Regions from separate parts of the Homo sapiens genome. Here region 2 is linked to region 1. The links are chromatin loops, found by intact Hi-C in ENCODE. Cell type or tissue: natural killer cell. All regions are shown on one strand. Each heading gives the region's core, and the rest is flanking DNA. Links, peaks and the distances in the headings are about the cores only.

Region 1 (15,847 bases), core at 546-8,545:
TGACCCAGGTCTTCATCCCCATTTTGCGTATGGGAGAATGTTTGGCCCGGGAATCTACATGGACCATTTACATTCTTCAGTTTCTATGTCCCTTAGGTTGAATTTTTGGTCTTGGGTTACTAGATGAAACAGGCACAAAGTTTTACAGTGGACAACTGTTAAAATCTTAACCAGTTGCACAACTAAAGGAATACATCCTGTGAAGTCTCCATCTTAGGAAAAGGTGGTGGGAATGGGGCTGGGGCCTGGTACCCTGCAGCCTTTGGAGACACAGAGGGCTCAAAGCTAGGAACTCCATTTTGCTATAATTTAAGCCACTCCACTCAGCATCTGGGAGGCCTGGACTTTAGACACCTAGGTACTGTGTGGTCCAACCAGGAGAGCCTTCTTTGAAAGAGTGTTCACATGACTGAACCTAGGGGAGGCCAGTTGTGACTTGTGGCTGTCAGAAGTCAGAAAGACACCCCCACCTCCACATCCCACAAGAAGTCAGAATTTGCTGTTTAAAGCTGGATCTCGGGGATAGCTGTGTGGGCTCTGCTTCCCGTGTTTCATTGTATCTGATGGTCTGAAAGGTTTGAGGAATGGCTGGCCTTGGGGGGTTGCTGGGTGAGCTCTTGAGGGACCCAGGTGGCCAGTATCCATGGGCAGATCCAGCCTGCAAATCCAGATCGGAAGTCTGGTGTCTTGACCTGAGATCTGGCACTGCGTTTCTCTCTTAACCGAGGTCCCTCTTAACTTTTCTAGGCCTCTTTTAAAATCAGCATGATGAAAGAGATTAGGTCATTCATTCATTTATTCATTCATTGGTTCAGTCATTCATTTTACAGGCATGATGATGTGCCTACCTAGAAATTTGAGGATTCCGATGCAGTGCTGTGTTCTTTTTTTTTCCGAGACAGTCTCATTCTGTGCCCAGGCTGGAGTGCAGTGGCCCGATCTCGGCTCACTGCAAGCTCCACCTCCTGGGTTCACACCATTGTCCTGCCTCAGCCTCCCGAGCAGCTGGGACTACAGGTGCCCGTCACCATGCCCAGCTAATTTTTTGTATTTTTAGTAGAGACGGGGTTTCACCGAGTTAGCCAGGATGGTCTCGATCTCCTGACCTCGTGTGATCTGCCCACCTCTGCTTCCCAAAGTGCTGGGATTACAGGCGTGAGCCACTGCACCTGGCAGTGCTGTGTTCTTTTATAACCAGGGTTCATTTGAGTTCTGGGTTGGTTGAACTACCTGGGGCAGAGCTGGGACCCTTGGGGTACAGTGGTGAGTAGGGGCTCCTCTGTCTTTAACAGTACTTAGGAAGCTCAGAACGCAGTTGCTGAGACTATCGTGGGACTCCCAGCTCCTTTACCTTGTACTCATTCTCAATAGTTCGCTCCTTGGCTGCTCCCCAGGGTTGGGTTTTCAAAGACTCTGTTGGAGCTGCTCGGAGAAAGGAATGAGTCTTTTTCTCTCGCAGAACCTAGTGCTTACCAAGTGCTTGATAACACTTAGTGTTGCGTGAGTCAGGAGTGGCCTAGAGCTTCTGTCTGCCAGCCAGCCTGGGCTCTGGGGAACAGGCGACACAGGCCTAAGGTGAGACCCTGACTTCAGAGATCTGTCTATGCGGAGCTTTTCTGTGGGTGAGAGATGGAGGTATGGCTCCTTTAACCTTGAGGCCAGTCTGGATGGCCTGGCCACCTCCAGGAAAGAGGGTAGGGACTCCATAGCCTGCCTGGGGAGTGAGAGCCATGGGATAGGGCTGGACTCTTGGGAATAGCCCAGCTCACTGGGTGGCCCTTTGAGCTAGTCAGTGACGCCTCAGTTTACCTGGCTGCCTATGGAACAGGTATACTTTGCTTCTTCACAGGGGTGGTAGGGAGGCTTAATTAACGTTTGTAAATCCCTCTTGAGATCAAAGCCACTGCAGAAGGGCAGAGCACCATTTCACAAAAATGCTTGTGGTTGCCTGTGTGGAGCTGGCTTACCTTTGATCTGAGATGGGCTGACACCCTGAATGTGGTCTCAGCTCTGCTCTGAGATGCCCGGCTTTTCCTTTGAAACACACCTTGCCCCTGGGATTCTGCCAGCCAAAGGTGGCGGGGAGTGGCTGTGGATAAGTCATTATGTTTAATGTGGGGGTGTCTTCCATCTGGGAGGAGTGGGTGGAGGAGAGGGTTGAGAAGCCTATCTCTAGAAAATGATGAAGGCCATCAAAATGGTTTAGAAAGTGCAGGGTATACACCATTTAACAAGTAACTCCATTTCCTGCCTGCCTCTATTGTTTTCTGTTTGATTAAGTGTATCCTGTAAAACTGTATATTCCTGTTAGGAATTAGACTTTACCCTGATAAAATGAGATTACACACACAGTCTTCTTTCCCCCTACCCACCGCAGCCACCTCACCCCCACGCCTGCCTCCACTTCTGCCCCTCGCCCGCTTAGGAGAGTTCTTGAAAAGTTGTCCTTCCAGCCTTGAGAATGTGGGAGAGGGAGTGACCCTGAGTTAGAGAGAGAAACTTAGCATTAAGAGGGCAGACAGCAGAAACCCAGAGATGGTTTGGGGCTATGTGTAGGCCACTAAAGGATTCCCATGGGCTACTTGCCCGTCTGCTCTTTTTTTTTGGCTTTCCTATTTGCCAGCATGGCCAAGTGGTTCCAACTGGAAACCCACAGGGACATTGTCCTGGTGGCCTGGGGTAGGAGGCCTGGTGTCTGCACGATCCAACCTGTTGTGTTTGCTGCGGACCTGGGCAGCACCTTTCCTTAGCCGGGCTCTCCGCTAGGACTTCAGGGAGTTTGGCGCTGCCAGTGGTGCATGACAAGCTTACAGGGTCTTGTGTATTTGTGTTTCATGGGACTAATGAGTTGTGGTTCATGGACATTAGGTTTTGCTTTAATTGCTTGGAGGGCGGTTGTGGAGACTGTTTCTCAGCTGGAATTGTCATTATCCTCATTAACGGTGAGGTCACTGTGCAGAGTACCTGAGGGTGACAGAAGTTGAAGAGAAGTCTAGTTAAGGGCAGATGCAATCTAAAGGTAAAAATCAGTGAGGAAACTCCGAGTGTTGGGTGCCAAATGTTTTATAGGAACTGAGGGCAGAGAGCCTTAGCAGGTCTGGGGTTGCCTGGGAAGGTTTCCAGAGATGAGGGGTTTGGACTAGCCTGGGAGAGGTAGAACATTTCCCCTCCGGCTCGGAGCCTTGCTGAGAATGTTCTCTGTCTTGATCTGGTGGTGGTTACACAGATGTATACATGAGTAACATTCATTGCGTCTACTTGGGATTTTGTATACTTTGCTCTACTTAAGTTAGTCCTCAATTAAAAAAGGGGAAAGAAGTCCCGGCAGCCCAACATCAATCTTGAGAATGTTTTCAAGAACTGGGAAACCTGTCTTTAAAAGGATGAAGGCAGAGAGGACATGGGCTCCAAGGAGAGAGCCTTCTGCCCTTGATGAGGGATGACAGAGCAACCAGGGTTGAGAAAGTCCAACCCAAACCTCCTTTGACCTTGGGAACCACCTGGTATCCGTAATGGGGGACTGGTAATGCAAGAGAAATTCCAGCCAGTCTCATTGAGCCTGACTCGAGTAATGATTAACTGGCTGCCCGGAGCCCAGACGGGTGACAAGGTGCTGTGGTCTGTCTTACGATGGGCAGTGAAGCCTGAGCAGACCATTAATAATCAGCATCAAGGCCGCGAGTCAGCCTTTTGGAATGTGTGGTTTGTCTTTCATGCTGTTTAGAGCGTGCTTAAAGATGGATCTTGGTGTTTTTATTTGTGTATTTATTTCTTTCTCTCCCCTTTTCAAATCCACAGCAGACTGTCCAGATGCTGTGCCTTCCTCCGCTGAAACAGGGGGAACGAATTATCTGGCCCCTGGGGGGCTTTCAGGTAAGATGCTTTCTCTTATTTTCCTGGCAATTCCAACCTTTTTTGAAATTGCTAAAGACTGGAGGAATGGGGGTGGCCTTCTGCCACCCCAGCTGGTCTGGACTTCATTCTCATTTTTATATGCCTTAAGTTGGATGCATCGGTGGTGACATTGTGGTGCCCTTCAGCTCCTCATCCTGCAGTCCTTTACGCTCTGGACACTGGATCCGTTCCGTGGACGGGGAGACAAGAGCGAGCTGGGGATTGCTTTGGTGTGTGAAGTGTTGCCCGGTTATTTTTAAGCAGCTCCTGGCTTGGGGGGCTTCAGCTTGGTGACTTTGGTGTCATTAACTCATGCATTTGAGCTCTTTTTTTGCTTTTGCTCTTTGCGCATGGGGGATGTAAAGGGAATGGACCCACCTTTAGGGAACTTGTTGAAGACAGATCCCAAGCATACGATGGGATTTCAGAGTAGATCTGAGGCTTCCCTCCCAAGTTCTGATTCCCAGCCCAGCCTGCTGCAGGATTTTGCAGCACATGTCTGGGGCTGGGAGCACCAGGGTGGGAGCACTGCCAACAGTAGGAGCTGTAATTGTTCCCTAGCGGGGCAGGTTTTCCTCAGGGCTCACAGGTATGCGTGAAGGCCTGGAATGCCAGTGCTGGGGGGTCACGGGGCTGGCTGACAGGCACGGGGTAGCCAGAGCATTGTTGTTCCTGAGGATGCGAAAAGAGGGCAGTACTTAGAGAAACTCACTGGTTATGTACATGGGACGCATTTCATGTTGTTCTGAAGAAATCCTATTTCTACCTGTTTTTCCATCCCCACCATGTCATCACTAGATTTTCTAAGAACTGGCTGAAGCAAGAGGGAAAACGACCTTAAAAACAGAAATTCCAGCAGAGTTTTGGGCATTTGGCATTTCCTTGCCTGTAGGATCACGTGGTAGCAGCTCGAATAGAAGCTGTGCCCTGTTGTGGTGTATCCTCTTGTGTGAGGGGCACCCTTTTTTGTGGGGTACCTGCTCTGACTACTTGGTGGTGTGTCTTCCATGGCTGGCTCAGGCAAAGTTCATTCCCGGACGGCTCCCTCCCCGGCTCTCCTCTTCAGGAACTGAGCTTGCTGAGAACGTCTTTAGGGAGACCCTTGTTTGTTTTCATTTCAATGCAATATATACTCTGTTATCTGAGACTGAGGGTATTGTTTACTCAAAGCTTCTAATGAGAATTGAGCAGGAAAAAGAGGGACCTAGAGAAGGGAGGGGGCTTCAGGCAGTACGGTGGGAGTGGACAGAGGAGTTGAGGAGGGAGAAAAGGCAGCAGTGTGTGAACTGCATCTTTTCTGCTTTCTAAGGCTGAGAGAGTTCTTGAAAGAAAGAAGGCCAATGAGAGGAAAGGGTCTCAGCAGAATAACACGCTCAGGATGTTGTTAGATGGTTTTATTTTTTAAACCCTGAATGTGCAGGGAGGAGCCCCGGCCCCTCCAAACCACATGAAATAAGCAAGGGAAGTGGCAGCTTTTGAAAGGGTCCTTTCGGAAGGTTTGTCTTCTTGATAACATCTTGTCTGTCTCCCCTGCCGGAGGAAATGACGACACCAGGCTGAGATACCAGCCTGAGTGCCTCCTCACCCGCCCGTGCCATGTGACCTGTGAAGCCCTCAGGAGATGGGTGGGCTTTTTTTTTTTTTTCTTTTTTGACAAAGTCTCGCTCTGTCGCCCAGGCTGGAGTGCAGTGGCGCGATTTCGGCTCACACAGACGGAGTCTCGCTCTGTCACCAGGCTGGAGTGCAGTGGCCCGATTTCGGCTCACTGCAACCTCCACCTCCCAGGTTCAAGCAATTCTCCTGCCTCAGCCTCCCAAGTAGCTGGGATTACAGGCATCCACCACTGTGCCCAGCTAATTTTTTGTATTTTTAGTAGAGATGGGGTTTCGCCATGTTGGCCAGGCTGGTCTTGAACTCCTGACCTCGGATGATCCACCCACCCTTTCCTCCCCAAGTGCTGAGATTACAGGTGTGAGCCACTGCGCCTGGCCGATGGGTGGGCTTTTTTTCCCCAAAGCTCTTCCAGTCCTAGAAAGAAACTGGGGGTAAAACAATCATTAACTCCTTCCCCTCACCCCTCCAGGTAATTGTAGACACAGATATTAATAAGGAGCTGCCAGGAAGAAGCAGTGACTCTCTGAAGGGCAGTGTGGCTTCAGAAGACTGCAGAGAGAAGAGGGGGCCTTCCACATGGCAAGAGCATTTGTTTTGAATTTCAGCTCTTGATTTACTAATTCCAAAGGCTTCAAAGTTTGAGCTCCTTCTTCTTTCCGTTCAGAGTTGGTGCAGTGTATTCATAATGGGCCATGGTGGGGAGGGTACACTGTTTTGGGGGTTGATGTCACCGGCTTGGGGGCGTCTGGAGGGGAGGTGATGGGCACGGAGAAAACCTAGGGCTGTCCTCTTTGTAGCGAGAATGCCTTCCAAAAGGGAACTTTATTGGCCCCTGTCCAGGGCAGAGAGTTTTGTAAATGGAGAAAGCCCAAACCTCCTCCTTTTCAAGAAGTTGATCGTTCCATGGGGGGTGGCCTGGGTGTGTCTGCCTTGCTGTGGATGAGGCCAGTGACTGGATGTGGCAGGGCTGGATGGGGGAAGGGGCATAGCAGACACTGAGGTTGGGGGGTGGGAGCCTGGCAGCAAGGTGGGGAGCAGTGAAAACTGAGGAGTTTCTCCCTCCTCCTCCTTGAAATAACCTCTCTGAGCCTCTTTCACAGGCCCTGTGTGCTGTTTTCCTTCCTGTCCTGCCCTGGCTGAGAGCGGGCTTAATGAATGGGGCTCAGTTTAGGGTGGGAGGAAGGTCGGCAGCAGGAGCCAGGGCTTGATTCTCTTGGCAAGGGAAGAAGGGAAAGAAAAAACAGCCGAATGTGAAAATGTGGTGCCTCGGAGGTGGGGGTGGGGTGTGCTCAAAGGCCGGTCCTCTCCTGAAATGCAGGGGTGACTCCAAGGCTGGCCCTTCCCTTTCCTGCGCCCTTGCAAACTGCCCGGGAGGAAGGGGAGTGGGCGGGTAGGAGCCCGGGGGCGGGGCTGCTGGCTGCAGGTTGGAATTCCAGCATTGCAGCTTTGTTTTGGGGGGGTGTGGGGGGGTGGGTAGACGACAGGCCTGGTCGTTAGGGACTTGCAGTGAAACACACCCCACCCTTGCAAGTTTCCTCGGTCTGGGAAAATGGGACATTTTTAGAAGGCAGTGACTTGCTTCCAGGAGATTGTACTTTCATTTTTGACAGCTGGCTCTCTGAGACAGATGGATTGCTGGGTGCAAGCTTGTGTGTGTATGCGTGTGTGTGTGTTGTGGGGGTGGGTGTGTGGGTGGGTGGGTTTTGCCGCAGACGTACAGATAGACAATCCCGTGCGCAAACACATGAGAGCGTGCGGATGCCCACAGGCAGGCTCTGGGATAGGGTGGGTCCCTGTCGCTGGGGTGGGTTGATGTCAGGGCGGCCTCTCCAAGAGGTTGTGGACTTGTGGGGTGGAGTTTGTGGATTGATTCTGCTTTGTGATTTGGCAGTCTGTGCCTGACTCTCTGGGATGGGTGTCTTTTGAAAGGCATGCAACTCCAGAACAGGTCCTTGCTGCTGCTTGGACATGGATGTGTCATGGCTCAGGAAGATCACCTGGGAGAGGTCTGATGTAGCTGGGAAGCCTCTAGGCTCAGCTCCGTCGTGGAGATGGAAAGGATTTGCTCCCAGAGCTTTCCGGGGATCACTGGGAATGCAGAGCATGTGTTGGAAGCTATCATCTTTGCAGCCTCCATCTGGAGTTTCTGTCTGGGGGCTTTCATTTTGCCTGTCTGCTGTCCTGGTTTGAGTGGGTTGAGGGAGCAGCATCTCCCTTGTGAGTTGTAGGTTATTCAGCTGCAGACTCATCTTCTAGCCTCCTCCTTTATATATGAATGTCTGGAGCTGGCTGGGCCTCAGCCATATGGACCTGCCCAGTTAGGGTAGGGATTGGAAGCCAGCAACCACTTGTAGTTATTTAAACTTCAAAAGAAGTGCTCCCATGGATCTCAAGGAGGGAGGTAGGAGGCAGTGGAGACAGAAGTGCTCACGTGTCCTGGGAAACTCCATCTCTTGGCTGTGCGAAGTCATGCTTGTTGGAGAGACCCGGCACCATGCCTCCAACCCAAGGGTGGCCAACTCTTTGCTTGAGATTCATATGTGGCTACTAGTCCCCAAGTCTGGGGGATGGGAGCGTCCTTGAGTCAGTATCCATTCAGCATCCAAGGATGTTTCTGTCTCCTTCTCTTTGATCCTTGCTGGCATCTGTCATAGTCTCAGAGGAGAGCCTTCAAAAATACCTATATAATCTGAAAATGCACCCCTGGCTCAGTCCACAGTTGACTTGGGCTCAAACCAAGTAGCTTAGGAAACATTGCTCCATCCTGTTTTAAGGAAAGTTAATCAGCTGCACGTGAACAATTATTCATTGTCTGGCTTGGAATTGTGATCATGAACTGGGAACCTGGGCCTGGGCGCCTGTTGCTCTGCTTTTAAATTAAGTCACCTCCCCCTGCCTGGCTACAAAACAGCTCATGGTTTCACTGAGGTCTCTAATGCCATTGTGGAGTGAGGGCAGGGGGCACAGGTTGAGCTCACAGGCATGTGGGCCTTTCATCCAAATGCTCATGAGCGTGGACTTTGGGGGACTCAGGTGGACAGGTGCTTGTGACCATGAGCAAGCTCCTTCCTTCCCATCCCCTTAGTACCCTGCAGGCCACTGTGAGAAATGACGGCCTAGAACTCAGGGGACACCTTCTGCCTCTCCTTAAACACCTGCCAACAGGATGAGTCAGGGCTGGGGCGGGCTCACCTGGTGCACACCCACACCCTGGTGAAGACCAGTCCTGGACCCCGCCTCTTCTGCAGTGCCCCAGGTCATGCACTTCCCCCTGGAGAAGGGCTTACTGATAAAACCCCTTTTGTCCTGGAAAGAATGAGGCAGTCCGGCAGGGGTTAAATACAGGGTGACAGCATTTAAAATCTCTGGAGCAAATTTGGGCTGCTCTGCCGGCCAGACAAGATGGTCTGCTGCCGCCTCACGCATCCTGTCCCCAGGCTGAACTGGGCCAGCAAAGGGAGAGGGCCAGGTGAAGGCCAGGCTTTGGGTGGTGTCACTTTTGGTGACACTGTAGCATGCTGATTGCCCCTCACTTCCTACACACACACACACACACACACACACACACACACACACACACATGCCTTTACTTAGCAAAGCCTGACTGTAGCTGCGTAGACTTGTACACCTATGGGACCTCCGTGGCAAGCTCAGAGCCGGTGGAGCAGTGAAAAGGGAGGAAATGCCGAAGAATTCATGATCAAGTTTGGCTTCCTTTGCTTCTTTTTAAAATTTTTTAATGTTTTAATTTTTTTTTTTTTTAATTCGAGATGGAGTTTTGCTCTGTCGCCCAGGCTGGAGTGCAATGGCAGGATCTCGAGTCACTGCAACCTCTGCCTCCTGGATTCAAGGGACTCTCCTGCCTCAGCCTCTGAGTAGTTGGATTGCAGGCGTGCACCACCACGCCCGGCTAATTTGTGTACTTTTTTGTAGAGAGAGGGTTTTGCCATGTTGGTCAGGCTGGTCTTGAACTCCTGACCTCAGGTGATCCGCCCGCCTTGGCCTCCCAAAGTGCTGGGATTCCAGGCATGAGCCACTGCGCCCGGCCTCTTTGCTCCTTTATTATTGTTGTTACTGTGTCATAATTCCTTGCAGAATTATGATGGCCAGGCTGGTCTTTACTTCCTTCGGTCCAGGCCTTGAACTCGGAGCAGCACTCTCAAAGCAGTTGTCTTCACCTGGCAGAAGAAAAAAAAGGTGTAAAGTGCTGGTTCCTGGACTTGCTCGCACACTAAAATCCCTCGGGATTCAGCTTCCCAGATAACTTTCTTGCTTCTTTGTAGAGACATTTGAGAGAAAACTATTATTAACTATACATGGTCCACTGTTTTGCTTTGCTGTCATGAATGGGATTGTAAAAGGGACCCATGGGACCGGGTTTCCTTTTGGGACGATGAAAATGTTCTGGAACTGTAGAGTGGTGATGGTTGCACAGTTCACCGAATGTATTCAATGCCATTGGTGGCACATTTTAAGTTATGTGTATTTTACCACAAGTTTGACCAAAAAATGGCCAGCGGTAGGTTTTAAATACATGTAGATACTTGGATAATCTATAAGGAACAGTGATTGTGGAGAGTAAAATTGGAGAGACTTCTGTTAGTTGCCTAGGACCTGATGATGGTAGACACTTGTTTTGGTGGCAGCCCTGAGGTCACATGGGAAGTACATTGATGGACCAGGGAGCAAGGCTGGTAGCCTGCCTGGGATCTCGTGTGTGTGTGTGTGGTGTGTGTGTGTGTGTGTGTGTGTGTGTGTGTGTGTGTGTTTTGAGATGGAGTCTCACTCTGTCACCCTGGCTGGAGGGCAGTGGCGTGATCTCGGCTCACTACAACCTCCACCTCCTGGGTTCAAGCCATTCTCATGCGTCAGTATCCCTAGCAGCTGGGATTACAGGCGTGCCACACCATGCCTGGCTAATTTTTTTCTAGTAGAAAGGGCGTTTCACCATGTTGGCCAGACTGGTCTCGAACTCCTAACCTCAAGTGATCCTCCCGACTTAGCCTCCCAAAGTGCTGGGATTATAGGCGTGTACCACCACGCCTGGCCTTCTGCTGTGTGTTACCTGAGCAAGCAGACACATCTGTGCTGATCCTTCGACCTTCCTTTTTTCTTCGTGGGTTCCAGAAATGAGAGACAGGAAAGTTCCCTCTGGTTTGATTCCCGGCCTGACTTTTCTGCTGGGGGAAGTGAATATGCTTGTTCTCACTCTGCGGGGTCCCCCTGGCCTGCCCATCCCAGTGACTGCGAACCAGGATGGTGCCAGGGTTGGCTCCAAAAGCTGGTGATCCAGACCCTTCCTGGGCCCCTGGAGACCCCAGTCCCTGTGATGTCCTTGCCCAAGTTCTAGGGCTGCAGTGGCCGTAGGTGACTGGCCCGGGCACCCTCCCTTTGCGGGAGCCTCGTGAAAGGATACTGTAAGCACAGCCACAGGGAGGTCACCACTGGCCCTACCACCTCTCGCTCGGTATTGAATGGCTAGCCCCAAGCCTGGCTGCCTGCCTACTGTCACACAGAGGCTTCCTCTCCGGGCTATTTTCAGCGGGAAGATATTATTAACTGCTGAGGCACAGTTCTCAATTTAGTGGTTAACACACCAAGAAAGCAACACTCACCTGATCCCGGCCACTCTACCTAAACCTGTTGGCTCACTTGGGGGACTCGGCTGCCCCCCAGCCTCTCTGTTTCTCTCTGTGGGTTCACCTGGGAGATGTGGGCTTCCACTCCCGTGGAAGGTGCCCCGTGGATTCAGTATCTGCTAGAGAGAGAACCAGGCTTCTTACGAAGCCAACTCTTAAAAGGTGTAGAAAATGATCGTATTTATACTCTAAGATGGGGACATTTTTTGATAGGGGTGGGCACTGGCTGGGAAAAGGGACTTTCAGCGGTGTTGAGGACAGTTATTTAAAACAGGGTGATAACTTTCACCTTGTAAGTTAACAGGAAATATTGGGACAAGACAGGAAATTGCATCATCTTTTTTTTTGAGAATAACTCCAGAGAAAAGTGGTTCGTGAAAGGTAGTGGCTGAGAAACGGCTAGCCTGTTTTCTGTTTTGTGTTTTTTTTTTCTTCCCTTCCACTCCCACGAGAACATGTAGGCCATTTTCTTTAAGAAAGAGGCTGTTTGAGAACTTTATGTTATTTTTATTATTTAAAAAAATATTTTACCAGAAGGGTCACCTTCAGTTGAAATGTTAACTGCCGCCTTATTTCCCATTTTACTAAAGAATCTTTCATGACTTTTTCAGCTTCCTTCCCCAAATGGTAAGGCCAAGCAGCTCTTGGCTGGAAGCTAATTTTGGTTTGGCTGGGGAGTCCTCAACACTGAGCCCCACCCAGTGTCATTAGCTCAGTTTTAACTTGCAAAAAAAAGATTGTATTTTTTTTTTTGATGGGGGGTACGTAAGAATTTACTCACGCCTTTAGCCTTTTTACCCACCCCCGGTACTGCCTTCCCCTAACAGAGGCACCTGGCACTTAGCCGCCGGGAACTCAGGGCTGCCTTCGTGTTTTCAAGCCACCGTGTCCCCCTCATCCTGCAGGAGTTCTGTAACTTTCCTGAGACTATTTCTAGGGTGCTAGTGAGGAGTGGAGGGGAAATGGGTCTCGGAGCTGCCCTGGTACAGCTGTGTCCAGTAACGGTGCTGTGCTTTGGAGGAAGGAGTGATATGGTTCACCTAGAAGCATCTCCCAGAGAGGGGGCTTATCACAGCCCTACAGTGGTGCAGATAAGGTCCAGTTCCATTTTTTGTCTCTGGGTTTCTAAATCCCCTCTTTGTTGATGTCATTGTTCTAATGACACAGGGCATGGGACAGTGCCCCGGCCCGTGCTGCCAAGGAGCCGTCTTTAGGACAGAGACCAGAAAGAAAGAGACCTGTGTGTGTGGCTGGCCCGCTCTCCACTCACGCTCACCCCCACCCTCCCAGCTTTTTCCTTAGCGTGCTTTGTTTTGTTTTCATAACACAACAAGGGCCCTGGGGTGTGTAAAAGCATTGTTGAACACTTGGTGAGGGCAACTTGTCCAAACAGAGCAGGACGCCAAAGCAGAATGCTGTGGGCAGGTGGTGTGCCCACAGAGGTTGGTGGGCCGGCGCCGGCCTTGGAAACACCTCTCAGTGGCATATGCCGCGGCGGCTGAGTGTGACCTAGCGCAGAACAGGGCTTCCCTCTTGTGTCCTCCGTGGGGAGTCCAGGAGAGGGACTTGGTCCTTCTGGCTGACTCCGTGCTTGGAAGGTGTGCTCCCCTCTCAGGTGGGTTCACATGTGCCTCCCTCTGCCGGGTGTGAAGCTAGGTGGGCCCGCTGCTTTGGAAGAAGCCAGTGTGTCCCTGTGGTTTGTTTATGGAGCAAATATGTATTGACACCTATTATGTGCCAGGCTGTGTGCTGTGCAGAGGACCAGTTCCTGGGCTGGGTTAGAATTAAGAATTGGCAGTTGGAATGGCTTGTCCGAAGGTGATGTTGAATCCATGGGGATGGAGCCGGCGGGAGGGGGGATTGACTAGGAGTTGCCTCTACCTGGAGGCAGGCAGGGGCAGCTTCTGTAGGACAGAGGAGCCTGGTCCCTCCATGAAGCCAGGCCATAGGTGGGGGAGGTGCAGGGTGGGCCCCCTGGGATGGGCCTAGCTCTTGAGTCATCCACTTCTACTTCTGCTTTGGTTGTGTGGTCTGTTGAGAATTGAGATAAAGCAAAGCTTGTGGATAAACAGAGGTAGGTCTCCCGGGTTTTGGTTCCAGCCCGCCTCCCCACCCCGCTTCTTGCTGATTGTAAGATGACAGCAGGAAGAACAGGAGCTGTGGTTATAATCCACCCTCCAGACCCTGGTAGTACCTGGGGCACAGCACAGAGTGGAAGTGACCAGCCTAGCGCCAGGCTCCTCAGTGGACCACGGCCAAGGGGTGGGGAAACATCTGGAAAGACAGTATCTAATGTCTTGACAGCCAGAGGAGAAGTGGGATGTTTTCAAAGCCCAGGAGTGACTTTCCCTTTGTAACTCCAGAGGACTTGATTCGCAACGAAGACCATCTGGGGGATGAAGGAAATTCTTGCTTTTTAATTTTAAATCTGAGGGTTAAGCCCGTTTCTGAGGTGTCAGCCCTGTGTGTGAGGCCCTGGCCTGTCTGGGGTTGGGTTTGGATGAAATAATCTAAGATGCAGTTACCAGGGTGTTTCCTTTTCACATTCATCCTTCTCTGTCTGTTCCCCCGGGGCCAACCGATGGCTTCCAAGCTCTGTGGAGTTCACTAATTGAATTACTCTTCTCGCTCCTCCGTGAAGCCCCACCAGGAAGAAAAGGCGGGGAGAGCTGCTTTTGCTGGGGGGTTTGATCAGAGCAGAAAGGGAAGATCTGGTCTCAATTCCAATTTCATCTTGCAAAGTCGGGACTTTCTTTCAGCCAGAAGACAACTCAGATAACCAGGCCAGCGACTGTGTGCTCATTTCAGTATTGCTTTCTTACGTTTTGATCTGCGACTGTCACTCAACAGGAACAAAAACAATAAGACGCCAAGATATGACTGTGCCGTTGGCAGATTAGCTGTCTGCATTTTCTGGGGTGGCTCACTCGGAGGTTAAATGATTGTCCCTGTCCCCTGTCCCACCTTCCAGTCACCTCATGAAGCTGTTAAGTGTCTCCTTCCCCTGCAGGCTAAGTGAGGATCATCAAGAGCTGGGCCTGGGGACCTTGTCAGCCTCACTGCAGCCTCTGAGCCAGCCCTGCCCCACCCCCTCATGAATCAGTAACCAAGAGGGAAAATTAAAAAGTTAGTTATCAGTGTGATCTGAGTGCACCATACCGTTCTTACAAATAGATGGGCCCCATCTCCTGCTCAGTGGGGGCACAATCAAAACCCTGCTGGGGGGGCTGTTTTCTGGGGAAGAGCCCAGGATCGTGGGGCCTGCAAAAACTCAGAAGCCCCCCCACCTTCCCCCCAGGGTGTCCAGGATGCCCTAGTCCCAGGAGGGGGCTGGGAGAGAATTACAATGTCGGGGCCAGCATCCTCCACTTTCCTGTCACTAGAGGCTGGCCTGCTCTCCTGGGTTGAGGCCGAGTGTCTCAGCCCCTGGCTGGCCACATGGCCTTGCAGGAGCCATTTCTGTGTTCTGGGCCTCAGTTTTCTCATCTGCAAAATAAGGGCTTGGGCTTGGCTGCCAAGTCCCTTCGGTGATCTGTGATCTTTGTCTCTTGGATTTGAGGGGTGTGGGAATGATCCCCCTATTGATGAGATATCCCTATGGAAGCCAAAGACTGCTTCCATTTTAAAATAAAAAGGTTGTAGTTCTTTCTGTCTCTTGGCTCGCAAACTCTTCCAAGTATGGGTGAAAGCTGAGGACTCTGTTCAGAAAAATGCATGCTATACCACAATTTGTATACATCTGCAGGGGGCCGATATCTTTGCTGAAGCCCAGTCCCACCCGTGGAATCCCCAGTTCAGGAAATCTATGCTTATGAGGACTAGTTATGGGGGTGCAAAGGAGAGCCTTAAGAGAGCTGAGGCCTTTTTCTTTTATTGTGGTAAAATATACATAAAATATACCATATTAACAATTTTTAAGTGTATAGTTCTGTGGCATTAAGTACATTCATATTGTGCTATTATCCCCACCGTCCACATCCAGAACTTTTTCATCTTCCCTAGCTGAAACTTTGTTCCCATGAAACACTAACTTCCCTTCTCCCCTCCCCCAGCACTTGGCACCCACCATTCTTTCTGTCTATGAATTTGCCTCCTCCTCTAGGTACTTCATAGAATAGTGGAATCAGACAGTGTTTGTCCTTTTGTGATCGGCTTATTTCACTTAACATAATGCCCTCAGGGTTCATCCATACTCTAGCGTATGTCAGAATTTCCTTCTTTTTTAAGGCTGAATAATATTTTATTGTATGAATATTCCATGTCTGGTTGATTTATTGCTTGATGGACACTTGGCTTGCTTCTACCTTTTGGCTATTGTGAATAATGCTGCTGTGAACATGGATGTGCAAATACCACTGGAGTCGCCGCTTTCAGTTCTTCTGGGTATATACCCAGAGGTGGAATTGCTAAATTACACTGTCATTCTGTGTTTAATTTTTTAAGGCATCGCCAACGGTAGGGCCTCCTTGACTTGTGCCTCATGTGTCGGCACACACCGATCGCATGCGGTGGGGGAGCCCTACCCACCGGGGTGGGCTTGAGGGCGAATCCTGGGGCAGAGGGAGTGAGAAAGCGGGGAGGGGACAGTCTGTCCCTGCGCGGTGGGGGAGGGGCAGTGCTGGGCTGCTGCAGTCACCAGCCAGATTGGAGCTCACATTTATGGGAGCCCATGTTTATGGGAGGCCTGGAGGCTCTGAAAG
Region 2 (15,847 bases), core at 3,235-11,234, 130 kb after region 1:
GCATTATATATTTCAAAATAGCTAGAAGAGAGGACTTGAAATGTCCCTAAGACATAGAAATGATAAATACTCGAGGTGATGGATATCCTAAATTCCCTGACCTGATCATTACACATTCTATGCATGTAACAAAATATCACATGTACCCCATAAATATGTACAAATATTAACCTCCAAGAAAAAAATTTTAAAGTGGTATATACATACGATGGAATACTATTCAGCCTTTACAAAGAAGGAAACTGCAATATACAACAACATGGATGAACTCTGATGACATTACTAAATGAAATAAGCCAGTCACAGAAGAACGAATACTGCATAATTCCATTTACATGAGGTATCTAAAATAGTCAAATTCAAAGAAGCAACGAATAGTGGTTGCCAGAGGCTAGGGGGAAGTGCAGATGGGGAGTCGCTAATCAATGGGTGAAAGTTTAAGTTATGCAAGATGCATATGTTCTGGAGATCTGCACAACATTATGGCTATGGATACAATACTGTACTTTATCCTTAGAAACCTGTGAAGAGGGTAGATCCATATTCAGTATCCTTACCACAGTAAAACTAAAAATAGAAATTCAAAAATATTTAAAAAATAAAAAGGAGCTTGCTAAGCAAATATGAGTTGTAAATAGCAGAGCAAGGAGACTCCTGCAGCTACAGATGACCAATAATCTTCTTCAATCACTTTGAAAACCACCTCGGCAGAAACTATTTGTTCTTAAACAAGAAAAGCACACATTGAAAATTCTTCTTTTTCATCTCTGGAAGAAGGATCTCTGATTGGCATGTTAGTTGGGGCAAAAATGGAATCAATTCCACCAAGATCTACTGGGATCCTACCATATAGGTGCTGAGTTATGCACCAAGAAAACAAACAGAGTAGCCCCTGCTCTGCCTGCAAGGCAGTGAAATGGGGTGGTCAGATCTGGATTCCAGGACTGATTCTACCGCTTGGTGGCTGTGTGGCCCTGAGCAAGTTGCCTGACCTCTCTGCTCTCCTCTGAAAAATGGGGATGATAATCTTCAAAGTGCTGTCTGAGTTAAAAGAGAAAAGAACACACGAGGCACTCGATTGAGATGGAGGCGTCCATGCAGTGAGATGTGCTGCTACCGTTACTGAACACTACTACAAGGCAACGTGAAGAGGCTGGGGTGAGGATGGAGCAGTAAGGACAGAGGACACTTCCAGGTCCCTTAGGAGGAAGCTGTTGGTGTGCTGAGGGGGTGCCACACAGAAAAGGTGACTTCAAACTGGGCCTAGGAAGAAGTGTCAGGGACAGGAAGACAGAGAGGCAGAGATGACTCCAAAGTTTCAAGCTTGAGTAACTTAAAGAATGGTTAATTTGATGAGGTCAGGGTGTGAAAGGATGTCCCCAGGGACTCCCAGAGAGCTGGGTGTCCTCCAGGCTGAGGCGCCTGGGGACTAAGCACATGCTTGAGCTAAAGGAGCGTGGGGACCGAGTAAGCTTGGACCTCAGAATGAAGGGGGCCTCTGTGAGCACAAGGACCCCCAGACGGGCTGGATGGTGAGGACTTTGCATCTATCCCTTGGGTTTGTCCTCACCCTCAGCAAGACCCTTCACTCAGAGATGGCCTGTGGGTTTGGGTTTTACTCAGAAGCAGCAAGGAAAGCACTGCAGGGGAGCCCCGGGGGTACAGACGCAGGGGATGGAGTGAGTGACTTGACAGCGGAAAGGCCGTGGCGTGGGTTCTGGGGCTGCTACCTGGCTGCAGGGAGGCAGGCAGCATGGGTGGGGGCCTGCATGAGAGCTGCACTGAGCAGGGGGTCTTGGGGTGCAGTTCTGACCACATCCTTTTGGAGGGTCCTGAGGTATGACCTGGGACAGGTGTAGTGGGCAGCTGGAAATGTGGGCCTGCGGGTGGTTCTGGGAGTTGGGGGGATCTCAGGGCAAAGTGGGTGCTGTGGATTTGGGGTCAGACATCTACATGGCCCCAGGGGGAAAGCCTAAGCTTTTCCAGCATGGAGGGGGCTGCAGCTGTGCCTTTGGCTCTGGAAACTTCCATAAGCCGGCTCAACCTGCTTTAGGGATGTAGGTCAAGCCTGGTTATGAGGCAGCAAATGGCTTGAAGAATTCAGGGGTCCCTACGGAGCTGCGAAAGGCAACAGGCTGTTCACAAGGATTGTTGAGATCCGTAGGGCACCCCTTTAAGTCCCCATCTTTTCTTTTGGCCCAGTTTTAGGGAAGCCAAGATTTCTCCTGGAAAGAGCCCTACCTGGAGTTCAGGAGCTCCAGACCAGCTCTGGCATGGACCAGCTGTTTGTCCCTGGGCAGGACACTCAGCCCAAGTAGCCCTTTAAGATTAGGCATGTGCTCAGCCCCTAGGCCCCATCAGCCTAGATGACAACTAGCTCTCTGCCAGACGCCGTGCCCCGGGCACTTCCTTCCATCCTCCGGCCTCGTTGTCCCTAGTGCACTTAGCTGTCTCTCCATGCCTTGCCACCCTCCCTGCACCTTGCAGAGAAAGCAGCATGAGCACCATTTACAGATGAGGAAGCCAAAGCTCAAAGCAGGTAAATGCTTCCCAACGTGGTGCAGTTGATGAACAACAGAGCCAGGATGTGAACCCTGCTGCAGCCCGGCCCTAGTTAGCTTGGTACATGGGGCTCTGCCCTCTTCTTTTACAAATTGGAGAAGACCATAGGTGATTTATTTATTCTTCAAGTTTACCATGAGCATTGGATGGGTCTGTGTTTGTCAAACTGGCCCGAAAATTTGAATGCATCCAACAAGTGTGCGTTAGGCGTGGCTCTTTGTTCTTGTCTGCACACATCTCCTGGCACCTCCGGATCTCACACTGGAATATTTGCACTACCTCAGGCGGTGTTAAAAGTGTCCCAGCAGCCAGGGCCGGCGCTCGGCTACAGCCTTGCCTCCCTCTCGGAGGAGCAGGTGACGACAACACCAGGAGGTGTCCAGATCACGCAGAGGGAACGTGTTGGGGCAATTCAGGTCACTGCCCTAGAACAGTGCTGCTCCCTGTCTCGAGGTGGGTTGTCCAGGGCACAGGGCAATGCAGGCAAGGATGGGAGGACCCAAGAGGCCACGCAGGCCCGCTCCTAGCCTCCATGTCATTCCAAAGGGTGCAAAAAGCAGAGCTGCCAGCCCTCCTGGAGCTGCATTCTGAGCTCAAGGCACTTTGAGAGTGAAACAAAGTCAGGAGAGGCCATTGTCTGAATCTGCGAAACAAATCTGATTTCAAGTGCATTTGTTAAGAAATGTGGTTTGGGTACATGGAGTGGCAGAGGCTCATGGGTTTACAAAACACCCGAGAGAGAACTGTGTGCTCTGTGCTTGTCTGGAATGAGCATGCTATTGTTCTATAAACGGATGCTTCAAAAACACTCATAAATACACTCCCTCCCTTCTCTTAAATTGCTCTATTATTGTCTTTCTTTCAAAACCATAAAGATGCCCCTTGACCCCACAGCTCTCCTTCCCTGCTGCCATTCACAGAAAAACTTCTCGAAAGACGTGTCCACACTCCTGTCCTCACCTCCGCTGACACCCAGGGCCCGTGACCTGCTTGTTGCCAAACCCAGGACACTTTTCTGTCCTGGTCCTTTGATTCTCAGGAGGCTGTTCCTCCTTGTGTCCTGGTAGCCCCTGCAGAGGCCTGCCGGTGGTGGGAGGGTACAACATGGGGGAGGCGTCCAGGTCCCAGTGAAGGGCTGCTGTGAGGGTTCTTACACGCCCCCTTCCTCTCCCTCTCCATCTATACTCTCTTCCTGCGTGGTTCCATTTGGTCCCCAGCTTTGAGCACCAGGTGCATATCGATACTTCCCAGAACCCTCTATCCCCTACCTCCATGCGTGACCTCTTCAGGATCTCTAGACCCTTCCACCCGGCCAACCTCCGGGCAGTTCCCTAGGGACAGCTAACAGGCGACTCAAACATAACTGACTCTTGCTTTTCATCCCCATTCTATTTCTCATCCAGTATCCTCCATCTCAGAAAATGGGGCCACCAGGCTGGTAAACGGGGAGCCCATGTCCCCTCCTCCCTTCCCTCCAACTCACATTACCGAGTCCTGCTGGCTCTAACTCAGAAATTCAACTAGAGCCTAAACGTGCTCTTCGCCCTCACTCCGAGGCTGTCTTCCAAGCCACCAACCTCTTGCTGCGCAGCCTAAGCAGCCCCACTCGGCTTCCAGCTTCCACTTTGCCCCCTTTCAATTCTCTCCCCTGACAGCAGCCAGAGGGGTGTAGAAAGTGAGTTATAATATCTGGCAGTGCAACCACCTGCTAAATTCCTGCTTCTCAAAAGTTCCTTGGTCATTCTTGTTTCTTTCTTTTTCAGATGAAATTTAGAAGAAAATATGTTTTCATAGAATAAATAATCCAGTGGCAAACCAGTCCAATCCAATTCCAAGATCGCTCATTGAGACAACACTTACCATAGGCCTCCCCTCTGCAGCCAGTGCTCCCGATTGGGAATGACTGGAGCCTCAGTTCACAACACCCCACGGGGGAAGGGGGTGCTGGTTCCCTTTATATAAACCCAACGAAGAAAGACCTGGCTTTGGGGAGCAGAAGTGACTGCTGTTGCACATCTCTTTGCTGAAGGATGGGCCCCCTTTTTTTTTTTTTGGAGACCGAGTCTCGCTCTGTCGCCCAGGCTGGAGTGCAGTGTGCGATCTCGGCTCACTGCAGTCTCCACCTCCCAGGTTCAAGCAATTCTCCTGCCTCAGCCTCCCGAGTAGCTGGGATTACAGGCACCCACCACCACGCCTGGTTAATTTTTGCATTTTTAGTAGAGATGGGGTTTCATCGTGTTTGCCAGGATGGTCTCGATCTCCTTACCTCAGGTGATCCACCTGCCTTGGCCTCCCAAAGTGCTGGGATTACAGGTGTGAGCCACCGTGCCTGGCCCGGATGGGTCCCTTTCTAAGTGAGCCTACCCTCACAGCTTTGTCCCAGTTATCTGAGACGCATTCCAGACCTGGTGCTGTCTGGCTGTGCAGGGGGCACAGGCGGCAGGTCTCTTACCTCCCTGAGGCAGGTGTAGATGGGGCACACGAGCACACGGAAGGGCTCGCCTGTGCTGCTGCGCATGGTGCCGAAGACCTCGCACAGGAAGGTGATGAAGCCCAGCCAGCGCTCCACGTCCTGCTGCTGCAGCTCCTCGCGCACCGTGAAGTCCTTCTGTGGAGGCATGAGAGACCGCGTCAGCCTCCCGGGGCTGGGGAGGGGCCTGGGTGCCACCCTGCTGTGCAGAGCATCTGTTGTCTTGGGGCTGCTCCTGGGCAGCAGGCAAACCCCATGTTTTAAATGAGGATGGGGGTGCGTGATTGCACTCTCTGTGGCTGGGACCACCCTGACCTGGGGCCATAACACCTCTTCTTCAGGTGTCCCCAGGTTGGGGACACAGCTTCCTTGCCTCTAGGCATTGCCCAGACCTGCTGGTCATCCTCCTTCACTGACAGCAATGCTGATGTGGGAGGATGAGGTAGAACGGGAGGTGACACCCTCCCCAGACTCAGCACTTTTCCACTTAACTCCCTGTGGCTAAACCGTCTCCCTTTGCTAACCCCCAAGTCATGCCCTCTGCGTGGTGGACTGGGGGTAACCAGAACACTGCCCACCCACACATCATCAGCAGTGGCAACAGAGGACCATGTGGGCTAGCGCCCCAGCACTGGGCTACACAGCTACAGCCCGTCCCTCGAGGGGCCTAGGCATTCATTCGTTCATTCATTCATTCATCCTCCTTAAAAATATTATTGCCCCATTGTGTGACAGGCTCTGCACTAGGAGCTAAGATAAGACATATTCATTCATCACTGTGATACAAGAGAAGAAAGTATAAAAAACCAAGGAGCTGGGTTCCATGGGATGGTCGCTAGGGAAGGTTTTGGGGATGGGGCCATGAAATACCACAGTCATACCAGTGCTCAACAGAAAGGTTAATATAGCTAAGGTGTGGAGACCACACAGGAGGCCACTGCAAGCATCCAGGCAGGATGAAATTAAAACCTCAGCGCTCTGAGAGCTGAAAGATAAGAATCTGGGGTAGCTTAAATAATATTCAGAAAGATATTTCCCCTACCTCTTGTCTTTGGTTTTGGCCATATGTCTTGCTTTGGCCAATAGAATGAGGCAGGAGTGATGGTGTGCCAATTCTGATGTGAGGCGTTAAATATTTATGTTGACTTTCATGTTTCTTCTGTCATCCTAAGAAGACTCTCTCTGGGCTAGCCTGATGGTCCCAGGGAGAAGGTGGGCAACATATGCGACAGGGCCTCACCTAAGTCTAGCCTAGGTCAGGTGACCCCCAACCAACCTGCACACACACCATCTACATGCACGCTTACTGCTGCGTGCCACTGAGATTTTTATGGTTGTTTGTTCAGCCTCAATAGCTGACCAATACAGGAGTGACACAAGAGACATTGTGAAGGTCAATAGTACTTGCTAAGTGGTGGGTTGTAAGGGTTGATGGAAAGGGGAGACTCCAAGATGACGCCAAGATTCTTGGTCTGGGTGACTGTGTCACCACCAAAATAGAACATGGGAAGACAGGTTGTAGAATGTGACTCAGAGCATTCCCACAGCCCAGTCCCCCACACCACTGCTGACTTCAGCCAAGCATCCTTGGCACCAGAATCTCAGCATCTCCAGAGATGGAAGGCCCTCAGAGATGACTTGGTTAACATCTGTCCCTTGTGAGTGATGAAGGTGCAATCTAGAGGGTGGGCCTTGGTCTCCTCAGGTGGCAGGTCAGGGGCTGGCTGAGAAGCCCTGCAGTGCCAGCTTTGGATGAGCCTAGGCCACAGCTTATAATGACCTGAGTTTCATCAGTTACAAAAAAGTATATACTTGTGTGTGTATCTATAACTATTTTGATATCTATATTTATATGTAAAACAGTAACAGCAGCAGCTGCTATTTGTGAGCCAGACACTGAGCCAAGGATATTAATTGTGGTATTTTACATAGTTATCACAATGGTCCTATAAGGCAGGTCCTATTACTGCCCCATTTTATAGATGGAGAATCTGAGGATAGAGAAGTTGTGTAACTTGCCCATGACTATGAGCCAGTGGCAGGGCTGGGATTCAAACTGACGTCAGCCTGCTCTGGAGACCAAACATTTTTTCTCCTTATGGTGTTTTTTATTTTTCAAAAAATGTTTTTGTGTATATTTAAGGTATACAACATGATGCAATGGGATACATATAGGCAGTAAAAAGGTTACTATAGTGAAGCAAACAACATATCCATCATCTCACAGTTACCCATTTTTGTTTTGTTTGTTTTTGTGGCAAGAGCAGCTCTTATGGTGTTTTTAAATTGGAAAGTAGTGCATCAGAGCCCACGCTTAGTCACTCTCCAAGTCTGTACTTTCCACGAAGCCATTTGTCCACACGGTCCCTTGTAAGTGCAGCCATGCCTGCAGACCTCATGGGCCTCATATTGACCCCTCAGGCCTCCTGCCTCCCCACTCCTTTCTCACTGAATTGTCCACCTGGGTATGATTGTAGAGTTCTGCTGTTTATCTTTCACCCAGGGTGAAAAGGGACCACAAGAGACTCCAGGGACCCCGCAAGTAGTGCGTGCCCAGCATCTTTGACAGCTTTGTCTCTTCTCCCTAGTCCAGAGCCTGGAGCAGGCAGTGTTCACAGGGGGTCCTAGCTGTTCAGGGTCTTTGTGAATGAATGAATTACATTGCCTGCCACCCCAGGGCCTGCCAAGGACCCTGCACTACTGGGCTTGAAGTCACACATCTTTTGGTGGTTTCATTCTCATGAACCTTTGTTTATCCCACAATATTCTTATGTGATCTGAGCAAGAGTGGGCATTACCATTCTCATTTTAAAATGGGGACAACTAAGGCACAAAGATATTAAAAGACATGACTAAGGCCACACAGTACTAGAACTTGAATGAAAAATTAAGCCCCTTCTCTGCTCTGGGTTAAACGCTCTTGCCCTGGTTGTACATTGGAGTCACCTGGAGGAACTCTGAGGCTGCTGATGTTGGGACCCCACCCCGGAAAGTCTTGTGTAACTGGTCAGGGTGGGGCTCAGACACTGGTAATTTTTGGCAGCTCCCCAGCTGATTCTAACGTGCAACCATGGCTCTGAACCACAACTCTAGGCCTTTATCAAGTGCTAACTCGGGTGTTAAAATGGTGCCCCTCTATCAACCCCCAGCTTGTCATTTCCTTATATTCCCTAAAAATACCCATGAAGGCACACATCAAAGAACAAAGTCCCACAGCAACACTGAGAAGGAAGATAACAGTTCCCCAGCAGACTCCTCCCAGACTCAGGAGGTGACATCATTAACTAAAGTGCTGTCACCAACAAATTCTGGTTGCCCAGGGGACCCAGAAGACCAAAGACAGGGGGTAGCTTGAGGCTTCAGCCCCTTCCTCTATCTGTCTCTGGCTGGTAGACAGTATCTGTCAGTACTAGCAAAGCCCTGTGCCTGTGTATTAAGGCAGCTCCCATCTGCACCACCCTTATTCCAGGCCTTGGAGATTCGGGGCAGTGCAGGGGCAGGAGGAGACTGGGTGAAATGCTGTGTCCTTTAAGGGATGGTGCTCTCAGGCAAAGCCCTCTGGGGCAGGAAAAAACTTGGAGGCAGTGTGTACAAGGAACTGAAGTTTTAAAAAATAGATTGCATCTGATCAAAGAACTAGCTCTTGACTCAGTTTCTTCCTGATCATCCATGGCATCAAGAGAGCATTCTGTTTTGGGCTAGCAAAGGTTACTAGGAGATTGAATGCCTGCTAAATATTGGAAATTGGATTTGAGATGAGCTCATGAAGCCACCCTCCAGCTTTAGGTCTGAGAGGGAGACTCTGCCTAAGCAGACACCAAGCTAGTCCAAGGCTGATGCGCACAGCAAACACAAAAGACCAGACAGGGGTGATCTCATTCAGGATTGAGGGAGGCGCAGAGCAATATGGCATCTACACAAAAATCCTGCCTGGCAGAATAAAGGAGCAGTGTCGTGAAAACTTAATGGAAATGTGTAACTCTGAACATATTAATGACAATCAACCAGATATAAATAAAATGAAAAACTCAAGTGCAAAACATGTGGGCTTGTATGTAAGGAGAATGACAATATAGATTCTATGATGTGTGAATAGGCATTCGAAGGAAGGGATTGTGATTAGCTAAGCAACTCTCAGGCTGAAATGAAGTGTGAGACAGGAACTGGGATTAGGAGAGAGCCAATGGAAACTAGAAATCCAACAGCAAAATCAAAATGAATTGGAGGCAGTAAAGGATAGAATGGATAATGCAGAAAAAGTAATGCAGAAGATAAACTTGGAAACCACCTAGAGAGCAGAATAGATAAATAGACCAGAAAGCTGAATACAAAGATAAATAGACTAGAAACAAAAAGAAAAACGATAGAGAAGATAGAGAGTGGACATCTAGTCTGTGAATTAGAGAAGTTTTCAAAAAGCATACCAGAATACACAGAACAAAGAGAGCAGAGAAATAAACTTTCTCACTGAAAATAAATAATAATAAAAATGAGTTGACTCTTTGGGTAAAAAGTGTTCACAGTGTTCCGGAAGTCCCTTGCCCTGCCCCAGTTTTACTTAGCGGAATAATTTTCTTTTCTTTTTTCATTTTTTTTTTTTTTTTTGAGACAGGGTCTCGCTTTGTTGCCCAGGCTGCAGTGCAGTGGTGCGATTAAGGCTCACTGCAGCCTCGACCTCTTAGGCTCAAGTGATCCTTCCACCTCAGCTTCCTGAGTAGCTGGGACTACAGGCATATAACACTATGCCTGGCTAACTTTTAAATTTTTTTGTAGAGACAAGGTCTACGTTGCCCCCGCTGAATTTTCTTTTTTAGTTTCGCAGAAAAAGAAAAATTTAAAAACAGCTACGAAGGAACAAAAGACAGTCTTCTTACAAAGGAAGAAAAATCTGGTTGGCCTTATACTTCTTTATTTGAGGTTAAAAATTCAGAGACATGAAGGCAACGTCTTCATGAGTTTGAAGGGAAAAGAACAAACCTGCCTATGAGTGAAAGCGAGAGAAAGATCTTACATAAGCAAGTTCTAAAACAAATCACTCCTACATGTTTATCTTAAAAAATTCAATGCTGCAGTTGCTATGAAAAATAGTATGGCCAGCTGGGCGCGGTGGCTCACACCTATAATCCCAGCACTTTGGGAGGCCAAGGCAGGTCGATCGCTTGAGGTCAGGAGTTCGAGACCAGCCCGAGCAACATGGTGAAACCCCGCCTCTACTAAAAATATAAAAAATTAGCCAGGTGTGGTGGTGGGTGCCTGTAATCCAAGCTACTCGGGAGGCTGAGGCAGGAGAACTGCTTGATCCCGGGAGGCGGAGGTGGCAGTGAGCTGAGATCATGCCACTGCACCCCAGCCTGGGGGACAGAGTGAGACTCCATCTCAAAAAACAAAATAGTATGGTGATTCTTCGAAAAATCAAAAACAGAATTACTATATGATCCAGCAATTCCACTTCTGGGTATATATCCAAAGGAAATGAAATCAGGATTTCAAAGAGATGTCAGTATGTAGCATTACTGACAAGAGGTGGGAGCAACCCAGGCATCCACCCACAGATGAATGGATCAACAATACGTGATATATACATACAGTGGAATACTATTCAGCCTTAAAAACAGAAAGAAATTCTGACACATGCTGCAACGTGAATGAACCCTCAGCACATTATGCAAAGTGAAATAAGCCAGTCACAAAAAGACAATACTGCATGATTTCACTTATGCAGGTATCTAAAGTAGCCAAACCCATAAACAGAAACGACAGTAGAATGGTGGTTACAAGGAGCTGGGGAGCAGGGGACATGGGGGGTTAATAGGTAGAGAGTTTCAGTCTTGCAAGATGAAGAAGTTTTAGAGACTGGTTGCATGAGAATGTGACTCTACACTATTGAACTGTACACTTAGAAATGCTTGAAATAGTATATTTTATGTTATTTTAAAACTACAATTAAAAATAATAAAAAATAAAAAGAACTTTCCGAATGCATGTTATGGCCAACAAAATTTATGATTTAACTCTGAGGAAACCATGGTATAGAAGAAACAGAAGGGAAAACTGAAACTACAACCAGGTAGACTTATTAAGTTAAGTTAAAATAAGTCATTATAATTTTGGTTATACAATGGAATCAAAAGCCAGAAATAATCCTTGGAAGAGAAGATATTTAATTTTAAAATGTAATTTAAATAAGAATTTTATAGTAGTAGTGACTTAATAATCCAAGATTAAATTACTAGAGATTAGTAAATACTGGTGGGAAGGGGATAGAAGTCTGTAAAGCACACAACATTTCCTAATTTAGGCCATAAGGATTCACAGGTTATTGCATCTTTCTTAAGCTTGGGAATCAGAGAAAAAAAATGAAAGTATGCCTTTAAAATGCTAAAAGTAAACACTAGTAACCACTAGCAGAACTGAAAACAGGATATAAAAAAATAAATGGATGGGTAAAAACAAGAGTGAGCAAATGAAAATAAAGTAGTAGTAAAAGGGAAGTATTTTTAAGATAACAATTATTAAATAAAATTATAAGGTTTTATATATAAAAATACAATCCATAATAAAGAGATAACACAAAATGTTATAGACTTTATAGTATAGATTTGAATATACCTGAAGCTATTGAAACATAAGAAAAAAAAAAGAAACATAGGAAAAAAACCAGAAAGGAAGAATTATATCAGGAAATAAAACCACTAACATTCTATGGCCGATTAAATGAATAAAAAACAAATGACTTAGGTGATTTAAATAATATAGTTAATAAGATTAAATTGAAACAAGCTTCATAGTAAGCTGTGATCTCAGTATAAATTTCAAAACATAGAAATTGTACAGGTTACATACTGGGACTATGAATTAACAACAATTAAAAAATAGCCAATTGCTTGAATACTTAAAAGGTATTCTTCTAAAGAAAAATGAAATAAAGACATACTCAAATATACAATACCTGTATTAGATTATCTAGGAAATAACTATAAAAACTTGTGGGATGTGGTCAAAACTATAATGAAAGGTCAATTTATAGTCTTAACTATTTTGGCCACTAAATAATGGAAGAAAATATATCATCTAAACCAATGTTATCCAATATGGTAGCCACTATCCACATGTGACAATATATTGAGCCCTTGAAGTGTGGCTATCCCGACTGATATGGGCTGTAAGCGTAAAACAGATATTACTTTTCAAAGGCTTAGTATAAAAACTAGAATGTAAAATGTCTCATATTTTAAAAATATTACCTACCTATGAAATTTTATAACACATATTATTAAATTTAAAATTACATATGTAGATCACATTATACTTCTACCAGACAATGTTGATCTAAACATTTAACTAAAACAATTAGAAAACCAACAATAGCTAAGGAAATATAAGGACATAATACAGATAAAACCCCCAAATTAATTACTTAGGAAATAGAGAAAGGAAATCACATATAAAATCAAGAAAGAAGAAACAGAAATAAAATTAGATATGAAAACAGATATGATATAGAAAAAAAGTATAATAAAATTATTTATAACTCTATGTTGATAATTTTGAAAAAATGATGAAATAGGTGATTCATTAAAAAAATCAACATTTGCTAAAAAAGAAATGAGCCAGAATAAACTAAAAATTCATAAGCTAAAATGAAAGTTATGAAAGAATTACCTTTATAAGGAAATCTCTAAACTTACAATTTTTATAGGTAAGTTCATTCAAACTTCCAAAAAATTAGGTAACTGCTTTCCTTTGCAAACTGACTCAGAACATAGAAAAAGAGACGCTTTCCAACCAGTTCCCTATAAACAAAATCTCATGATAGTAAGTTACAAATAAGGAAGTCTACAAGTTAATCTTGCTAATGTGAATAGATATAAAATCCCAAGTGAAATACTAACAAACAGATCCATTATAACCAAGTAGATTTTTATCAGGAAGGCATGGATGACTTAGTATCAGGAAATCTATAAATGTAATGTATTACTTCAATAGGCTTGATTAAAAAACGGCAGCAACACCTATGACCCTTAGAATGGAAGAGATAAAATGATTTGATTAAATATATGGAAAATCTGAGAGAAGCCTTTAATAAAGAGTATCATTAACAAGAGAGTTCAGTGACTAATTAATAAGAATATTTAGATACAAAATTAATACACAAAATCAACAGCTTTCTTTTATGACAGAATTAACTAGTGAGATTTTAATGTACAAAGCTCATTTAATAAAGCAATAAAATACTTAAGTGACATTATTAAGAAATATGCAAGAATTCTATAAAGAAAATTGCCTAACAAAACTGAAAGATTTAAGAGAACGTCTTCAACTAGCGAAGAAACACACACAATTCCTTATTGAGAAGACAGCATTGTGAAGATGGTAATTCTCTTTGAAATAATTCACAGGTTTAATATCAATCTGTACTCCATATCCCAATGTGAACTTTTTTGGGAGAAAAGGAAATGAAGACTTGAAAAAATAATCCTAAAAGTAATTTGAAAGAATAGCAAGGGAAATAACTAAAAACAAAACAACATTGGAAAGAGTTACACTACTCTTAACTTATCCTTAATAAAGCTTTATTCATTAAGAGGCTGTAGAGCTGACATCCGAATGGAGAGCTAGATCAGATAGCCTAGAAACAAATTTGGCATCCACAAAGGTTTATCACATGATCCCTTGAGGACCACAAATCAGTGGCAAAGGAAGCATTATTCACTCAAGCAACAGTGCAGGGACAGCTGTCTAAGTATCAGGAGGAAAATAATTTAGAATCTTACTTCACACTGGGCTCTAAAATAAATTCCAGATGGAATAAAGAGTCAAATGTTAAAAAAAAAAAAAAAAAGGACCAAAAATTTGAAGAGAATGAAAGAGTATTTCTCACATTTCTGGAAGGAGGGGGGCTTTCTTCACTAAGACAATGGAAGAATGCATCAAAATATTAAAAGACAATTGATATGCTCAGGAAAATACACGCAATAAATGTGACAAAGGGCAATGGTCTTAATATATAAATAGTGTGTTCAAATTTGTAATAAAAGTATGAAATCCCTCATGAACAAATGGGGAAAGGGCATTAAGAGGTAAATCCTGTGTCAAAATGTAAATTACTAATACATATATGAAAACAACTTAATTCAATATCAGTAGTAATTGAATGAATGAAAACGTCTTTTTCCCATCTATATATATAAGGACAACTTAAAATGGTAATTGTCAATGCTGGTAAGGATGCAGTGAGACAGGCACTTATATATGGGCATTGGTATGACTTTTCTGAAAATCCTTAAAATAAGTCTTAAGAGTTCTTATTGTTTGCTCTGGTAGTTGCACTTCTGGTAATTATCATAAGGAAACAATTTAAAATATTAGAAAAAATAAGCTTAATGCACATAAAAATCTAAAAACCTAAGCACCCAACAACAGGGGAACAATTAAGTAAATGATGATTCATGCATCCATTAAAAATTATGTTTATGTGGCCAGGTGCAGTAGCTCACGTCTGTAATCCCATCACTTTGGGAGGCTGAGATGGGCAGATCATCTGAGGCCAGGAGCTCATGACCAACCTGGCCAACATGGTGAAACCCCATCTCTACTAAAAATACAAAAAAATTAGCTGGGCATAGCAGCACATACCTATAATCCCAGCTACTCAGGAGGCTGAGGTAGGAGAATCACTTGCACCTGGAGGTGGAAGTTGCAGTGAGCCGAGATTGCGCCACTGCACTCCAGCCTGGGCAACAGAGCGAGACTCTGTCTCAAAAAAAAAAAAAAAAAACACAACAACAAAAAGTTTATGAAACGTTTACAATAGCATGGGGAAAATGTTTATATAATGTTAAATGAAAAAAGCAAAACTGAAATTGCATTTACCATATAATCTCATCCATGAATAGAGTTTTTTTTAAAAAGAAAGAGGAGAAATAGTGTTTCACAGGAGTTGTCTCTCAATAGCGGAATTATGGATGACCTTTATTCTCTACATTACTTTCTGAATTTCTGATTCTCTGTGAATGTTTCTCTTTATAATCAGAAAAACAGCTATTTTAAAAGAAACTGGCAGGTTGTGACCCTTTTCCTTGATTTTTTGCATTAGGACAGTGGAATTCTTCTGGTAATCTGCCAGTCAGCAGTGATTCTCACGAGAAGGGTGGGGAACTGGGGTGTGAACATGCCCCGCCCAGAGGCCACCAAAACCCAGCCTGTGTGTCTCCTCTTGACACATGTTATAGGTTGCCAGCTTTTCCTCTGGAACAAGGAGTCCTTTCTGCCAACCGAAACAAGCCATTCCTCTAGCTCTGCCCCTAACCTCAGCCTCTTGTATCCAAAAGCAGCAAGGGGCCTCAGATTGGTGGCAGCCATTTCAAAGCCTGGTATTTGGCTCTAGGTTCTCATCTGATTGGCAGGCTACCTCCCAGCAACCCCTAGTGCCTTTCCCCAAACTTTAAGGCTACCATTTAAGCCCCGTTTCCTGCCTAAAACTATTTATTGACGTACTGCTATTTCCTGCACCGGCCACATCAATAAGCCCTGAAAGCCATTCAGTGTCTCAGGTTTCTCAAGGCATTCTGGGAAATTCTTCCCACTCGGGATAACCACATGAGCTCTGGCATGGTGGAGCGCAGTGGCCAAGCCAAAAACAGCTGTATACAGGCAAAGGGGAAAAAACACCCCCACACCACCCAGCAGCGCAAACCACCACAGGGAGATGCTGCTGGAGGGTGGGGTTGGGGGTAGTCGAGGCACAAGGACTATGATGCATATATTTTTTACACTTCCTGAGGGAGATGGGCAGCCCCTACCAATCGCTGCAAA

Evidence for each region. Hi-C counts contacts between places; a loop is a spot of excess contacts. Peaks named below come from ENCODE experiments on the same cell type or tissue, not always from the same donor. Only the 100,000 strongest peaks of a DNase experiment are listed, where the experiment ranks them.
Region 2: a loop joins it to region 1, with 6 times the contacts of the local background. A loop is called at or near these places in 10 of 110 quality-filtered maps.

What each region holds. Positions count from the first base shown.
Region 1 is chr18:48,930,507-48,946,353 of GRCh38, reverse strand. It overlaps SMAD7 (SMAD family member 7), which reads left to right. Exons shown (of 4, transcript NM_005904.4): 3 at 3,799-3,873. Among named protein-coding and RNA genes, the nearest start is that of SMAD7, 13 kb to the left of the region's middle. RefSeq lists enhancers at 3,262-4,461, 3,946-4,903, 11,107-11,176, 12,618-13,503, 13,762-13,911. In natural killer cell, for the core only: no CTCF peak of the experiment used is centred there; DNase peaks (open chromatin) are centred at 1,963, 4,933 and 5,433; H3K4me3 peaks cover 295 bases; H3K27ac peaks cover 2,541 bases.
Region 2 is chr18:48,806,544-48,822,390 of GRCh38, reverse strand. It overlaps CTIF (cap binding complex dependent translation initiation factor), which reads right to left. Exons shown (of 12, transcript NM_014772.3): 10 at 5,015-5,170. It overlaps CTIF-AS1 (CTIF antisense RNA 1), which reads left to right. Exons shown (of 3, transcript XR_935449.3): 3 at 1-4,391. Among named protein-coding and RNA genes, the nearest start is that of CTIF-AS1, 27 kb to the left of the region's middle. RefSeq lists enhancers at 1,056-1,125, 1,226-1,475, 8,060-8,219, 10,854-10,903. In natural killer cell, for the core only: no CTCF peak of the experiment used is centred there; DNase peaks (open chromatin) are centred at 6,660, 7,350, 8,170 and 8,820; H3K27ac peaks cover 4,459 bases.